2 separate regions of the Homo sapiens genome follow, and region 2 is linked to region 1. A link is an interaction called in ENCODE POLR2A ChIA-PET data of the cell type or tissue named here. Cell type or tissue: IMR-90. All regions are shown on one strand.

Evidence for each region. ChIA-PET counts read pairs that join two places held together with the same protein. Peaks named below come from ENCODE experiments on the same cell type or tissue, not always from the same donor. Only the 100,000 strongest peaks of a DNase experiment are listed, where the experiment ranks them.
Region 2: POLR2A ChIA-PET joins it to region 1 with 12 read pairs; 3 of 35 experiments call an interaction of 5 or more read pairs at or near these places.

What each region holds. Positions count from the first base shown.
Region 1 is chr10:58,742,569-58,745,068 of GRCh38, forward strand. The region is part of intron 3 of BICC1 (BicC family RNA binding protein 1); the gene reads left to right. Among named protein-coding and RNA genes, the nearest start is that of BICC1, 230 kb to the left of the region's middle. In IMR-90, no CTCF peak of the experiment used is centred here; a DNase peak (open chromatin) is centred at 1,073.
Region 2 is chr10:58,517,887-58,520,386 of GRCh38, forward strand. All of the region lies in intron 1 of BICC1 (BicC family RNA binding protein 1), which reads left to right. Among named protein-coding and RNA genes, the nearest start is that of BICC1, 6.3 kb to the left of the region's middle. In IMR-90, no CTCF peak of the experiment used is centred here; no DNase peak of the experiment used is centred here.

The DNA of each region.
Region 1 (2,500 bases):
CTGGGATTACAGGTGCCCATCACCATGCCTGGGTAATTTTTGTATTTTTAGTAGAGATGGCGTTTCACCATATTGGCCAGTCTGGTCTTGAACTCCTGACCTCAAGTGATCTGCCCACCTCAGCCTCCCAAAGTGCTGGGATTACAGGAGTGAGCCACTGTTCCCAGCCAAAATTCTCTGGTCTAACTGTGTGTCAACAGCTTTGGCTTGATGTGCTTAAAGGTTTCTACTTTAATATTCTTAAATATTGATTGATTGAAGCTGATATTCCTTAATTTTCTACCATTCCATTATCATTATTGTCATTCAGGTTACTAGAGAACTAGCTATTAGATTCAGAGCCATTGCCCACACCTTAAATGATCAATAGTATCCTGGAGAAGTGATGCAGACACCTGAATACTTTGGTAGGCATGAAGTAAATGTCAAGCAATGTGAATAAAATAGTTAATGTAAATTCATAAGTCATTTTTGCCAGGTGGCAATTGAACCTGGTTTTATAGATTATTTACTCCTTGTAGGATGATGGCTCAAAAGGCATTCGGGTGGTGGTGGTTGTTCGGGAAAGTCAGATATTTAGCTTATTTACAGAATGACAAGCAGACATATTTGGCTGGAATGCAGAATTCATGGAATTGTATATTTGGACGTTGGCTTAAAATTAAGTGGCTTGGGGCCAAATTGTGGAGGACTTTGTGATATCTGATTTCTTAAGAAAATACTATCTCCAGGTCTCTCATCAATACCAGTCTGGCTGTCACTTTTCTGTGGACTAGTTTATCTTGTAGGCCAATGAAACTTGAGCTATAGAATGGCACACACATGCATCCAACAAAATGGGACCAGGGCCTCTTCCCCTCTCTCTAAATTTTTATTTCTCTACCACCATTTGCTGGGATTTTTTTTTTTTTTTGGATATTTTGATAGTGAGCTTTAGGTAAGTTTAAAGGAAAAGATGAAGTTAGTTGAATTTCCCTTAAAATACCAGCAGAAATAAAGCAAGGAGACAGCAGCTGTGAAAACATACACCAAACATCTCAGTTATGGTCTTATCATGCTAGCTTCAGTGCAGGCTCACAGTGTGTGCTTCTGTTTCCATGGTTACCTGCTAGGCAGCAGAATCCCCCAGGTTGGTATGCTATAGAGTCAGGATTTTTCATGGAAAGGAAATTCAAGTCTTTTCAGAGTGAAGTTAATAGTTTTCTTTTCTTTTTTTTTTTTTTTAAAGCAGATGGGTTATACATGTTTTAAAAATAAAAATGGTTACTGCAGGTTTGATTTCCAAACTGTAAGTGAAGCCAGACTTTAAGGCAGTGTTTTAATGGTTTGGAAATTCTAGTTTTCAAATGGTTTCTCCTAGATGGTTCCCGTGACAACACAACTTAAGCAGGTATCGAGTATCATCTTTGCTGTGAAATATTCATGCCACAAAAATTCCTTTCATTTTTAATTCCACGCTAATGAACTAAGGCAGAAGAAGTTAGCTTATTCAAGGACAAATGGACAAATATTTCAAAATCATTGTTGAGCTTAATAAAATTGCAATTCTAAGTGAGCTTTTAAAAAATTGAATGATGATATCATACTTTATTATATTCTTAAATTGATGTTTTGTTCCCTTGAAACAAGTATTATTTCAATTGCTACCTGGAAAAAATAGTATTGTTTTATGATAGAAAAATTTGAATTTCATAGTTGTAGCAGAAGATTGCTGTTTTAATAATGCCTGTTTTGTAGTGTAGTTAAAAAGCTCTCTCAGTGTTTTGGCATATATCTTTCCCCACTCAATTTTTCTTCCAAAGAAAAATTTTATTGTTAAGCTAATACTTGATAAAGCCATTCATTTGTTAAAAGATATGATTTTTTTTAAAAAAATAGCTTTCATGCATGCATTTTAAAACTTTGTTAAAAAATTAGAATGAGGTGCCATTTAAAGAATAAGCTTCTAATTCATTAATAAAAATTCATTAATATTTTTTAATTTTAAAAAGAATAATTTTTTCAAAAGTGACAATTATTCTTTATTTGTTGTTTAATATTTTATTTTATTAGCCATTGAAGAGGAAGCATAAAATCTTACATTCCATGATGAAACTTTTATGATTTGACATCTTTATCCTTATCTTGAGATTTGCTGATGAGACCCCCTTTATCAAATTCAGATGTCTCTCTCTGATATTCAGTACAATATCTGCCTCTGGACCAGGGTTCAAGGAAAAGGATGGATACAGGAGGTCATTGTGAAGATACTGGGTAATAGAGAACATCTGGAGGTGATCAGAGATAGCCTTATAGGAACTGAACCATAGAAAGGAAGTTCATTACAGCAAATGGATGAAGTTGATGGTCCAGAAGAAATGAGAAAGATTGACCCATGTTGAGAGTTCTTATAAGAGTGTTTTTATTTGGGCTACTTCTGCAGATTCAGTCAGGCCTTAAATTAGATTTTCTATCTCCTGTTATGACCCTGTTCTGCTACATTCACATTCTTGATTAAATG
Region 2 (2,500 bases), 220 kb before region 1:
ATAAAATGCACTTTCTTATATTGATCATGAAAATCAAGTATATTGGAAACTTTAGTTTGGTCTTAAATTATCTTACGATTAATGAACATGCACAGCTATCTAAATATTATTATTGGCCTCCCTGGTAGCTTGCCATGTGTTGAGTATACTTGTAAAGGTGGGTGGGTAAATACTAAGTAAAGCTCCATTAGACATGAGTGTGGAGTTCTAGATTTTGCTCAGGACGAGAGGGCTTTTCACCCTTTTTAGTTGTAAATTGTTCTTGCTTTGAGTATTTTTCATTATTTGACTGGTCCTGAGCCATTCATTTCTAGTATGGTTTACTAAAGACTAGCAGCGAAATCAGTTAATCTCTCTTCTGGTTGTAAGTTGCTCTGAATTTGAGTCATTCATTGGTGTGTAGAAAGAAGGTTTTTTGAAGAAAATACTCTGCCTGGGTTAACATGTTTCATTTGCTCACCTGTAAAATGGGGATAATAATAGTCCTACTTTACGGTGATATTGTGAATGCTGAGTGTGAGAATGTATGTAATATGCTTAGTTCAGTGCCAGGTTGATGGTGCTTAATAAACATCAGTTCAGATGCAGCAGTACTGTCTCACATGATGGATAAAGATTTCAAAACACTAGAAAGCAAATACTTGCCAAGTCTTTTTTTCTTTTTTCTTCTAATTGCATGTGAATCCTTTGTGTATGTGTGTGTTGGGGGGGGGGGGGTGTGTTTGATGTGTTTTAGTGAAAGTCTTCCTCAAAAAATTAGAAAAGTTTGTTATGACAATTTATTTGATCCAGAGAGCATAGTTGCAATTAAAATTGCTTTATAGATTAAGTGAAAAAACACATCAGAGGTTGTATAGCTTGGCAGTAAAGAGCCCAGGAGCTGCTTTCAGACTAACTTGGATTGAGGAGGTCCTCACTTTGCTTCTCGTAGAGTTCCGTGAGGATGCACTGAGAGGGGCAGTAAAACCTCACGCTCACGGGCATGGAGCAAGCACTCTCAGTCACTTATCTCTATGAAGACTTGGAGGGTTTTGGTGAAGTTGATCATTGATAAATACATAGCTAGAGAGGTTTGTTATACCAATGACTTTTACAGGCAAGAATGTATTTGGCTGCGACTAACAGGAAACCTGACACAGAGTGGCTTAAACAAGCCAGGGGTTTGTCCTTCTCACCTAATGAGAAGTCTGGGGCTAAGCAGTCCAGGCTCCAAGAGCTGCTCAAGGGCATCAGGAGCCCCGTGTCTTCCCTCTTCCCTGCCTCCACCATCTTCAGCCTGTGGCTTTTTGCCTTATTTTTGCACTGTGGCTGTGGCTGTGTTTTGAGGTGTGTCTGGTTTATGCAGGAAAAAGGCGGAAGAAGAAAAATTATTTTCTCTTAGAGATTTTGCATTTTTATGTGACAAAGAATTCTCTCTCCTGGAACTTCTGTCTGTACTTCTTTGGCCACCTTTTGCTGCAAAAGACTCTGGGAATGTATCTTCTTTTTCCAGCCTCACTAGTGGAAGTAGGCAAAGAAGAAGGGGGTCAGAATGGATGCTGAATGTTTTACCCCATATTTTCCTCACAGTGGGCAAAGTGGAGGAGCATTAGGACTCAAAATTGCAAATTGTGACTGAAGTCAAAGCTTACCTGTATTGGAGACTTTGGACTGTGCTGATAATCTGTAGGAACTTATGTTATTCAGTAACATTATATATCAGTAGAATTTCTTTCTTTCCTTTTTTTAAATTATAATTTTTTTTCATCAGGCAGCCCCTGAACCAGAATAGGTTCTGAGAGGCTCCCTAGAATTTCTTTCTTGGCATAGTCCAGAAGTAAACCTAAATACCAAAGAGGAAACCAACTCTGATCATCTAAAGCTCTTCTCATCTTGTTACTCCTTTTATGAACAGAATCTAGGACCACTGAGTACTGGAACTATCTCTAAAAATTCTCCATTGTTTTCTCCATGTCAAATGTTTTTTTTTCCATAGAAAATTACATGGTACAATAAAAATGCTTATTTCACTTTTTATTATCTTAAGATATCTTTTCTGTCCTCCCTCCTCCCACTGTCCACACATGTCAGATTTGGTTTAGAATTGACAGGTTCAGTGTAGTTCATGCCTCGCCCTTTTGGCTTTTCATAGATTGGTCACTTAGGTATAATCTGGCCAACAAAGCCAGAATTTGTTCAGAACCGTTTTGGAGACAGTTTGATAGAATTATCATCCCATGTTTTGTCGTCTGAAATTGTCCAAAATAGTGAGCTAATAAAATAGACCAGTTGACTCATTCTTAGTTCGTTTTAAGATACTGTTCTTACTTAAAAAATACATAGGGTAATAGTGACCACATATATTCCTTTATATGAAATATTTAATAAACTACCAGGAATGAGGCGCAATTTTATTGCTAATTTATAGTGGTTTTGGTGTGTGGGGATGATCTTGGCAAGAAAATCTTGTTATGCTGCAAAAGCCACCAAATTCAATGTCTAATCCTTATCGTACTACCAT